Linked DNA regions of Homo sapiens: all the other regions are linked to region 2. The links are chromatin contacts, found by Hi-C in ENCODE. All regions are on one chromosome and are shown on one strand. Each heading gives the region's core, a stretch centred on a gene start or an enhancer-like site at or near the end of the contact. The rest is flanking DNA. Distances are from core to core; before and after follow the strand shown. Region 1 overlaps LOC107986384 (a long non-coding RNA gene). Region 2 holds the start of RASA1 (RAS p21 protein activator 1). Region 3 holds the start of ATG10 (autophagy related 10).

Region 1 (3,852 bases), core at 880-3,379, 5.5 Mb after region 2:
TGCTCCAGCTCCTTGGCATTTCTCTCCTCTCGGCTTCTCCTTCCATGGCAGCCCTCAATGCTTGGGTCCACCCGTCTGTGTCTCTGCCACATCCCTGCTTCCCAGTCTTGATTTTGTCCAGGAGTGTGTCTGCAGTGGCAGGATCAGAGGAGGGAGCAGAACGAGGAAGACGGTACAAATCCCAAGCTAGCTGCTCTCTTGTCACTCACCATTTATGTGTCTCCAGCCTGTCCTCCTGGTCTCGTCTCAGTGTTCCAAGGCATCATTCCTTGCCTTTATCATTCTGTTCCTTATCCTTCCATGCCTGGTTCTGCTTTGTATGTCCCAACAATACCCATCACTAATTCTAGTCCCTGACTGATATCAAGGGAATGATCACCAACATCCCTCTTACCTTCAGGGTAACCCTTAATCTCACAGTGGAAGAAGTGCTCCTAATATCTTAAATCGTCACACATCATATTTTTCTATAGCAGCAATTTCCAAAGCGTGTTTTGGGGAACTGTAGTTTGGGGTGTTAATATGTTTTACTCACTAAAAAGATTTCAAAGTCAAATAAAGTTGATGAATTCTCAATGGAACCATTTTAAGCAGTTTTCTTTTCTTTAAAGAAAACTTAAAGCCTTTAATATGCAAATGTACATTACAAATCTCTGAGAGGGATATATGATATTCTATGTTTCTCAAACTTATTTGACCTTGAAACTTTTTTCCTTGAAACTTTCTTGAGGGAATATTGCTCTGTGAAGCATATTTTGTTTTAAAGTAACTTACTTAACTCTTGTGGATCAATCATAGGTTTTTGAGAATGGACACAGGGGTCTATAGAATATAATAGGCATGATTGTTCTAGTGGGACAATGCATTCCAATATCTACAACCACATTTTTGGAACCTAGAAGGTCGTGAAGGGGAAAATTGTATATAAGACCCTTCCAGCTAAGAACTGTGCGACTGTCCAGAGAGCAGAGGCAGACAATCAAGCAGAAAGCATCTAGGACCATGGGTCAGAAGAGCTGGTATCTAGTCTCAACTTCACAACTGTTAGCTAGGTATTCCCAAGCAAGCTTCATCCATTTTTGTCCTCAGTTTTTTCATCTATTAAATGAGACAATTCATGATGATATTAAAATAAAAAATAAATAATATCACCTCAACATATGTCACAGGAATTTTAGGAAGATCAAAATAAATAATTATTTGAAAGGACTTTGAAAACAGTAAGGCTTTTGTGAGTGAGTACATCTAAAAGTACCATTATTATTATTATTATTCGGTACAGGGTCTCACTCTGTCCCCCAGGTTGGAGTGCAGTGCAGTGGTGTGATCTCGGCTCACTGCAACCTCCACCTTCCAGGTTCAAGAGATTCTCCTGTTTCAGCCTCCCAAGTAGCTGGGATTACAGGCACGCACTACCACAGCTGGCTAACTTTTTGTATTTTTAGTAGAGACAGAATTTCGCCATGTTGGCCAGGCTGGTCTCGAACTCCTGGCCTCAAGTCATCCTTCTGCCTCAGCCTCCCAAAGTCCTGGGATTACAGGCGTGAACCACCGAGCTGGGCCTATTTCTTAATTAACTTGGTTTTCTAATAGGAATAAAGATGCAAACCCACAGATAACGTTCAAACCCTACTTTTTTTTGCAAAATGCTTCGATCCAAATAATTTTCCCCAACATAAAGCACAATTAATAAACTAATTTCACTTTTTTTCTCCTTCTAGATCTTCACTGAGGTGGAGGAGCAGTGCAGTGGCCAAGAGAAAGATGGGATTGACAGAGGGAAATAAAAAGAACTCTGATATGTAATAGACTGGATAATCAGGATACAGTAGGCCATGGTCACATTTGAGCTCCAGGTGGTGTCTGATTGACTTGGAAACAGTACAATAGGGGCAAATTTTACCCTCACATTTCCTGGCAACTTTGGGTTCAAAGATATTAGCTGTTACTTGACATTCCCATTGGCAAAAATGAAGGGCATGCCTCTGTTGACAAAGCATGAAACGTCATCTGTTGTGTCTGTAATGCCATAAATGAGTCATTGATTCCACAGAAGAGCAAGAAAAAAGAGCAGGAAGGGCAGGAAATGTTAGTTACCATATTTCTCCATCATCCATGGCATGTGATGGGGCAGAACATGTCACCAGGCAACAGTAACATGGGGCTGTTTCTTGGCCTCTCAGCTCCAGTACTGGGATAATCTATTAAATCGTCTCACAACTTTCTGGGTATTCTTGAGCCCTATTCATCCTCTTTGGTTCAGAAACTGATTTAGAGAAGAGGGACTCTGAGTAATCTGTAAAGTATTGTTTATCTATAAGACTTTGGTATGCTAAGCCTGAATCAGCAATTAGGTTTAATGCCTTGCTATATTTGCTTGAAAATGAAACCTGTAGCAAAAGTGAATGTGCTATGCTGAAAGAGCATTTAAAAAATAATCTCAGCTGGGTGTGGTGGCTCATGCCTGTAATCGCAACACTTTGGGAGGTCAAGGCAGGAGGAATGCTTGAGGCTAGGAGTTTGAGACCAGCCTGGGCAACATAGTGAGACCCTATCTCTACAGAAAATACAAAAATTAGCCAGGCATGGTGGCACAAGTCTGTAATCCCAGCTACTCGGGAGGCTGAGGTGGGAGGATCACTTGAGCCCAGAAGGTCAAGGCTGCAGTGAGCCGTGTTTGCACCACTGCACTCCAATCTAGGCACCGGAGTGAGATCCTGTCTCAAAATAATAATAATAATAATAATAATAATTTAAAAATAATCATAATTGTTTGTTACTCTAGTGATACAAGCCATGGATGATAGTAGGAAAGTGAATTACACAGGCAAACATGGATAAGGGGGGTACTGCATTATAAGAATCACATGCATTTAGGATAAGGGGCTACTTGGAGAAGGGGAGTTTCTGTGTAAATAACACAAATAGAGAGATTTTCTTTAACTCATCTGGTTGCTTTTCCTTACTAGAACCTGTACTTTGAATATTCCTTTGTTTTTTTTTTTTACTTTTATCATTTGATGTAAAGACACTAACATTTTATGAAAAAGCATGGCTTACATGGGACTCTTTCCAAATAGTTTTATTTATATATTACCACTTTCATTTGTTATCTTTCTTTCTAAACAAAGAGTCTCAAAGCATATTACGACACCAAATTCATTAATCTGAACGTATGGTGAACCACTTGTTTGCCATTTCTTGAAAACAATTACTCTTGCTTTTACCTCCCCATAGTGATTCAGTGTTAAAAAATGGTAACAGAACCCAGTCCCCTTTATTCCCCTGCTTCAGGTCCAACTTTGATTACTTAGCACATGCCACCAATTCTAGGCATTAAATTGAATTTTTCAACAGTGAATCAATTAGCACACATTCTTTGTTGTGGTTGAGGAGGGGGTGTCAATAACAGAGAAACAAGATGGAGAAGAGTTGAGGGAAACAGGTTATTTTATCTTTCAAAGACAAAGTTCTGTGCGAGGAAGCTTCTTGGTGCTCATTAGGAACACAAACCTCCATACATGCATGAAGAATGGGAGCAAAAGGAATTTTAATCGCTTTTTCATGAAATCTGACCCAGAGTTGAACAAAGAGAATTCTAAATCTTTTGCATATGCCATTTTTTAGGGGCAGACATCAATCTTTTTCCCCCTTCTCTTGTGTTCCTTGAACAAAAAGAATTATTGAAACTGAACTTGTTCAGGTTTTTATAAATCAGGATGTCAACAAATACAAGCACTAGTCTAGTTACAACGAGAGACTGTAGTTTCTAGAATAAAGCTAACCTGTTTTTTTTTAAGCTCTACAAAGAACGCATTGTTTATTCTCATGTAGAAACGTCATGTAAAGCAG
Region 2 (3,828 bases), core at 1-2,500:
ATTCCTACCCAAGAAACCTGAAACTTCAAAAACTTTTCCTAACAAACCACAGATGAAAAGGACAAAGTATGATTTACCCCTTCATTTCCACTTCTTTTCTGGAGCCAGCTTCCCAAATTCCTGAACAGCAGTCTTAACTTACTGGTTAGTTGGAGGAGCGGTCAACGGTATGGCCACCTCTTCCTCCTCGTATTCTGGTCCATCCAGAGAGTCACCTTCGTCCACTGTCCCGAGGCCCGCCCCCAAAGGGGGCAGGTAAGGGGGAGGGGGCAGAGGGGGAAAACCGCCGCCTGGCCCGAGAGTCTCAGCAAGCAACGAAGTGGGCAGTTTGGTGAGAGCCATGTCTCCACTAGGTCCAGCAACAGCAGCACCGGCCACGCCAGCAGCAGCACCAGCTACGCCAGCAGCAGTACCTCCCCCTGTCAGTCCAGCTCCCCCCAGTGCCCCTGCCACAGACCCGGCTCCTAGGAACTCTGACCCCAAAGCGGCTCCGCCACCCAGAGTTCCAGCCACTCCGGTCTCCACCAGCCCAGGATAGGGGGCGGCTGCCACAGGCAGGGCCGCGGGTATCTTCACCCGACACACTGCGGGATAGGCACTGGAGCCCGCTGCCGCGCCGCCTCCTCCAGCTCCGGCTGTTACCGGGCCGCCCTCCTCACTGCCGGCCTCGGCCGCCATCATGTTGAAGCCCGCTCTACTCTGCCCTACCCTGCCCGCCCGGGAGCCCCAGGGGCCACCAGGCCCGGGCTCCGAGCAGCCCCACCCAGACGCGTCTCCCCTTCAGCTCCCCAGGCTGAGGAAACAACAACAAAAGGAGAGAGCCCGCCGCCGCGCCCCCTCCTAGGGCCACAGCCCAGGCTCCCCAGCTGCCTGGGTTACGGGAAGCCAAGTGGGCAAAAAACCCAACGCCTGCACAAACGCCACCCAAACCTCACCGCACACACCCACACTCACGCACACAAACACATGTACAGAAGCGAAAACTTCCTCGCTGCACTAAAGAGGAAAGGAAGCACAGGGAAAGAGGCTGAGGCTGCTACCGCTCCTTCAGCCGCCACCACCGCTTCTTCACCACCCCAGTTCCGGCCACCCACACCGCAGCCACCGCCGGTGCCGCTGCTGAGGCTGGGGCCACTGCAGCCGCTTCATCCTCCACCAGGCAGATGAGAGGGGTGGGGGGGCAAGAGAAAGGGGGGCGGGGTAACGAGGAAATCGACTGAACTGCTCACTACCTGGAGCTCTCAGTGAGTGAAACGGGAGAGAGAGAAAGGAAGGCGGGGCAGGGGAGGAGGGACGGAGGGAAGGAAGGGCGGAGAAGGGAGAGGGCAGCTTGTGCGCAGGCGCGTTCCCGGAGCGGGGGCGGGGGGCCGGGCCGGGAGGAAAAGGAAGAGTCCAGAGGGAAGGAAGCGGCGGGGACGCGCGGTGCGTGGTCGCGCTTGCTGTCCTCCTCCGGTTCCAAGCGTGTGGCGGCGCGGCCGCATCTCCTGTTGGCGTGGCCGGCGGCGCGCGCCTGTCTCCCGGGGCTTTGTTTGATGGGCGGGAGAAGAGGGAAGGGTACCTGAGCACGCGGGTGCTTGGCGCTGTTAAAGCCGGAGAGACCAGAGGGGGACCAGGAGGCGGTGGAGAGGAAGGAGGGGGAAAGGGAAAGGAAAATGCCCAGAAACTAGTTCCGTACTTCCTGACCAGTGGAAAAAACAGCCTTAACCAGCAGCGCAGAAACCGGGCAGGGGTCAGGTAGCTTTGAAGATCGGGGCAGTACTATTAATGTTTTCTTTTTCGTTGCATGCTATAAATCACTATGACTATCTCACACACACACAGTTAAAATAGATTCTGAAACTCCAAAACGAAATAAAGGGCACCATATGAGAAGGGTGAAGAATTTGAGTAGAAATAGTGGTTATGAAGTAAGATTTCTACCAGTATTTGCATACGTTTTTCTTTATCAACTGTCTCATATACTTACCTATGCCATTATAAGTCTGTTGGATACTGATGAAGAGGAGGAGGTGCCACAGAAAACACTAATCAATGCACTTTTGTCCTGGTTTGTGTGCAAAAGACTGCAGGACGTGATCCACAATGCAAGCACCTTCAACAAGTCAAATGTCAAGAATGTCCCAGAATGCTAGTTATAATTATATATCGTTTCAAAAGTAGCAATAAACTGAAAACTCATTTTTAATACAATTAAGGAGAAGGGTGTTATTTTGTCTTTTACACTAAAATGTATACAAACTATGCATTCATGTAGAGGGAGCTTCCCATGGTTTGAAATTAACAATATTGTTAAATTCTCCCAGGAGTGATCCCACATTAAATACCATTGGATATTGATCTTTGAGATCAATATTTTCTGTGCTAAGGATGATCAAACTAACACTCAGGATGGCAAGTGGCTGTGATAGAAACCCAGGAAAAAGAGAAAAGACCACTAAAAGACGTGACAAGATACAGGCAATGCATTGCCTTTGTAAGTTTGCACAGGCCTATTTACCTAGTCAATGACAACAATCCAACTTGATTAGGAGTAGTCCTGGGGCCTCCATTACGCATATCTCTTAGCAGTGTGCTACCTGGGAGAAGGAAGATGGACCAGTCACAGGAGCTAGAGTTCTCAAAGTGAATTCAGGCCGCAACATCCTAGGAATTCAGAAATGCCACCTCAGACCTTCTGAATCAGAAAATATGCAGCGATCCATTTTAACAAACCCTCCAAGTGATTGTTTGCACACTTAAGTTTGAGAACCACTATATTAATGTATAGTATACTAATCAAGAAGGAGGTATGCAATACCTAAAAACGGTTCTGAAAGAAATAATAAATGTCATTCATTAGGTGGGTAGGTAAAATAGGCGGGTTTTGAGTTGCCAAGCTCTGTGCTGTTCTAGAAATGAGAATGAAGTAGTTCCATAATACTTAATAATGAAGTACTACTTATGGTGGCCTCCCTGAGAACAGTTTTCTTTTAAACTTAGACCCTCAGTTAGACAAGACTATCAAAATACCTACTCTACTTACTGTCTGCTGTGTGAACACCAAGTGCAACAATCCCAACAAATCTTAATATAGCCTGTGCTTGAAAACCTCCAGTGTGTTAGCATCCCAATCCTCCAACATTCCTGTCCCAGTCACCACTGTCAGCCCTTGAATGCAGGACATTGAACTGGCAGGTTATCACCGGCTCTTGGTTATCACTGATTTCTAAATGTTCACACACCCTCTGTATGTTGCCTGGGAGTCCAGGTGAGGCTCACTACTCTTACTGCAGAATTACCTCCTCCTTTTTGACAATTCTTTAGCACTTGTAAAGGTCAATATTTAATGCAGTCTAACACCTATCAAATGCTCAATTAAATGTTTTCTAGACTTTTAGGTGTATGTACCTACAAAACTGTACTGCAAATACAACCTGTGGTCTATTCTACTGCCTAGCCCAGTCCTAGGCAACCTCAGTATGCTACTTTGAACAGATCTTCATCCTTTTAACAAATACCAAATTTGATCAGCTCCCATCTTTGGAAATCAATTTCTTAACCAGTAGGAAATAACTACTATGTCTATTTGTAAATCAGCCTTATACCAATATCTTACCTAGTTTTTGTTTAGCCTTAGAGTTAGCCCTGTTCTTTTCCTCCAAAGAAATTGCCACATATTTTTATGAGGTATTTTCAGATATTTAATATATTCCTATTATTGGATAGATCTAGGCTCTAATCTTTACTATTGCTTGTGTACTTTCTGAATCTCAAATACGTTGTCTATCTTTATTTTCATTTTTTCCAAAAGGATTTAATGTTTCTACTTAATTTTTGTCCATTGCCTTT
Region 3 (3,891 bases), core at 1,257-3,756, 5.3 Mb after region 2:
GATGATAAAAAGGTTTTCTCAGAAAGATGTTACATGACAGTGATATGAAATAACCCTAGCTTCAAAGCTACACTCCTATTACTAAGCCCTCTTCCTGGATCCTATAAAACTATGTGATCAGGTAAGCACATTAGAGAAGTCTTGTCTCTGCAGTTTTCAGCAACCATTCCCTAATTAAGATTCCTTCAGGTACAGCTTATTCTCCTATTCTCCATTCCCCAACTTTCTAATTGCTTTATTATACTCAGGCTGCTTGTCCCCTGAAAACATTTGTTTTCAATAGATAATCACCAAATGATCTCCATGGCTTTTTTTTTCTTAAGGTTCCCTGATTATATTTATGATTCAAACACAACCTCCTGGGTCCCAAACACATCTCTAGGTTTCAAAGATAATCAAATCAAGCCCATCTTAAGAAATCTTCTGTAAGCTTTACTCTCCTTGTTTTTCCTAAAGGGCTGCTTTACCTTTCTCAGAAATGTATTAGGCATCAGGAACTACTGTCGACATGTAGTTTGTCACAAAACATTATACATAACTTGAATGGCCCACCATGTACCAAAATCTCAGTTAACCTTATCCTAAATAAAACAGGAGACAAGGGAAATAATCTTTTAACACTCCACATTCAAATGTATGCAATTTAGAACTACTATTTCCACTAATTTCTTCAATTTAAAATATCAATAACAATTTTTAAACTCTGCAATTTGCAAGACTTTAATTTTAATTTCTCAATACTCAGGATTTATTTTTTGGTCAAAGTTCTGTAACATTTCCTCTGGTCACTGTTTAACCTTTCTGAAGCAATGAGAAAGGATTCTACTTGGAGTCCTAAGATGTATTTGAGTACCACACAGGGCCTATGTCCTTCCATCCTGAGAAGCATAAACTTGTTTTTGCCACTAAAGAATAGAGACCATTGTCCAATAACAAAAGTTATAAATATGACTCAAAATGAACCTGTGACAAAGATTTATTAAACTCACAATGGAACAAGCTGAATGGCTTAGTGTGCTCAAAAGCATTTCAGGAACTGAGCATAAACACTGAAGAAAGGATGGTAAGTTTGATAGGTTAGACAGAAAAATGGTTAATATTGGCCGGGCGCGGTGGCTGACGCCTGTGATCCCAGTACTTTGGGAGGCCGAGGCAGGCGGATCACAAAATCAGGAGTTCCGGACCAGCCTGGCCAATATGGTGAAACCCCGTCTCTACTAAACTTACAAAAATTAGCTGAGCGTGGTGGCGGGCACCTGTAGTCCCAGCAACTCGGGAGGCTGAGGCAGGAGAATTGCTTTAACCCGAGAGGCAGAGGTTGCAGTGAGCCGAGATCGTGCCACTGCACTCCAGCCTGGGCGACAGAGCAAGACTCTGTCTCAAAAAAAAGAAAAGAAAAATGGCTAATATCCTACAAGGCACTAAAACTACAACCTTTAGGAGTACTGTATTTTTTTCTCTCCCACTCAGAAATAATTTGCATCTCCATTAATGAAAAAGATGTTAACTACAAAGCCTAGGCCCTAATCAATATCATCATGCCAAACAAAATATAGTCCCCTAGACATCTAAATCATCTTCAGGTGGGCCTGTTAGGCTCCATTTTGACTCTGAAAAAAACATGCTGTCCTTTTGCCTTATTTCCAATACTTTTGTAATTTTTACCGCCACTAAAAGTTTCTATAAATCAGTCAACTATTCCTTTATCATTCTCCGGTCCTCCCCGCCAATTCTTGATTTTATAGGTTTTTTGGGAGGTTTAAAAAAAAAAGAAAGACCTGTTGGCTCTAAATATCAAGTTATTCCTCCTGATACTTAATCTGAAACTTCAAATTAAGTTGGACTCAGCCACTGGAAGCCCCAGTAATTTAATACTGTTTCAACCAAAGATTTGCTATCAGTATGTGGATTTTAAACACAAAGTAGTTACTACCCACTTCGAGGGTGCTTTGGGTACTGGGCCAGGTGTGCTGGTGACACCGTGTGCGCGACGGGGACCGGGTCCCCGAGGAGGGAGTGTCCTCGCCCTTCCCCGCTCGCGGCGGCCAGCACAGGCCTGCAGTTACCGGCGGGGACCCGCTTCCCCGGCCTTTTGTTCAGGACTGGGCTGTTTCCCGCCTACCCGCGCGTGCCCTTCCTCCCTGTCCTAGGAGTGGGGCAAGGACCGTGTGGGAAGCAGAGCCGGGAGGAGACAACCGGCAAGGGCTGTGGGGAATACTCACCCCTCTCCGCTCGGCCCCTGACCCCGCAGCCCAGCCCGGCGAGGGCGGGGCGACGGGGCCAGGGGGAGGAGAGCTGGGGAGAGGGACCCAGCGCCCTGCGAGGCCACTGCCGCGCCGGTGACCCTACGGAACTGAATGATGGGACTGCGGGGGCCTCGAGGGCGGAGGAAGAGCCGAGCCAGCGCGCCCCGAGGCCAACCAGAAGTGGCCGTGGCCTCCTTCAGTCAGGTCCGCGGCCTCCTTCAGTCAGGTCCGCCACGGCCGAGTCGGAGCGTGCGCACTGCGCCTTCCCGCGCCGTGGGGGCCGCCTAGCGCAGGCCGGTGACGTGATCGGCCGCGCGCTCTGGGCAGGGCGGGGCTGAGACCCAGGCCGGGACTGGGAGCGGGTGGAGAGGAGGGAAGCGAGACCTCCCCGCCGCCCGCGACCACCCCCGCCAAGGCCCCGCCCCTCGCCTGGCGGGCAGCTCTCCCCCGCCAACCCCCACCTCCAACCCAACGCAGGCGGTGCCCTCCGCGGAGCACAAAGGCGGCTCGTTGACGGGGGAGCGGGTTACTAGCATCCCCCTAAGAGGTTGGGGAACCATGCCAGCATGCTTACGCTACAAAAAGTCCTGTAAACACCACAATTAAGCACAAGCACGGCTACCCCTTGAAAACTTACGGATGGAGGGAGAAGTTAGGAATTCGAATATTGACAATAGTACCATCTGTGGCACATATCCCAGAGGAGAAAAAAAAAAAACTAGCAGCAAAATTAAATTGGGGCGAAACGATGGGGATAAAGACTAGAAAAAATGTAGGAGTAACAGGGGTAATCGAACTGAAATAGCAGACATCTGAAAGAAAACTAGCATCTGCTCCTTCTAACAACAGAGTTAAATTTGTTGGAAATGAAAGGAGAAAATGCAGGCGAAGAAGTGAAAGGAAAACCTGCCTTCAAACTACATGACATAGTTTTTTGATCTTGTACTACAGTTGTGTAAGATGTCACCATTGGAGGAAACTAGGTGATAGGTACACGGGACTCTAGGTGCTGTAGTATTTTTGCAATTTCCTGTGTCTATAATTATTTCCAAATAATAAGTGTTTTTAAAAGGAGAGAATACTGATCAGTGGCGACCAGGGCAAAGGGCTGGAGGAAGGGGGTGACTGAAAAGGAGCTTGAGAGCTTCTATACCGTGATTGTGTTGGTGACTAAACCACTGTTTGACAAAACCCATAAGAGGTATAAATTTTACTGCATGTGAAATAGTTTAAAACTCAAAATGATGCGACTAATAAAAATGAACTTACACTAACATTTTTTAGCAACTATGGATATAAATTAATTGGTAGCTGCCAATTTAGATTATCCATTTAATTTTTTTAAAAGCACAAGGCAGTGTGTTCTGAATGAGAGCTTAAGTAGACCAGGTGTCTCCATCAACTTTAAGTATTTACCTTAAAAACGTATTTCACAGATGAAAACAAGAATGCGGCTGGGCGCAGTGGCTCACGCCTGTAATCCCAGCACTTTGGGAGCCCGAGGTAGGAGGATCGCTTTAGCCCAGGAGTTCAAGACCAGCTATGGGCAAGGCAGTGAGACCTCATCTCTACAAAAATTTTTCAAAATAACAATAAATTTTTAAAAAAAGAATGCATTGCTTTACATTGTACTCCATATTTTAGA

What was found. Hi-C counts contacts between places; a loop is a spot of excess contacts on that map. Pooled maps may share reads with other maps.
Region 1: a pooled map shows a loop between it and region 2 (1.8-fold over the local background). The contact joins the enhancer-like site here to the promoter of RASA1 in region 2. A Hi-C loop is called at or near these places in 2 of 50 pooled maps.
Region 3: a loop to region 2 is called in a pooled map, with 10 times the contacts of the local background. The contact joins the promoter of ATG10 here to the promoter of RASA1 in region 2. A Hi-C loop is called at or near these places in 7 of 50 pooled maps.

Annotation. Positions count from the first base shown.
Region 1 is chr5:81,767,533-81,771,384 of GRCh38, reverse strand. LOC107986384 (a long non-coding RNA gene) reads left to right here. Exons shown (of 3, transcript XR_001742518.1): 3 at 1,722-2,223. Among named protein-coding and RNA genes, the nearest start is that of SSBP2, 18 kb to the right of the region's middle. Within about 2 kb of position 2,129, at least 4 of the 41 ENCODE cell types and tissues checked have a DNase peak (open chromatin) inside an H3K27ac peak, as active enhancers do.
Region 2 is chr5:87,265,305-87,269,132 of GRCh38, reverse strand. RASA1 (RAS p21 protein activator 1) reads right to left here and starts at 1,250. Exons shown (of 25, transcript NM_002890.3): 1 at 143-1,250. The coding sequence starts at 681. RefSeq lists enhancers at 479-528, 286-1,173, 1,227-1,521 and silencers at 709-888, 1,229-1,478.
Region 3 is chr5:81,970,638-81,974,528 of GRCh38, reverse strand. ATG10 (autophagy related 10) reads right to left here and starts at 2,506. Exons shown (of 8, transcript NM_031482.5): 1 at 2,223-2,506. RefSeq lists silencers at 2,106-2,345, 2,516-2,845 and enhancers at 1,860-2,415, 2,416-2,973.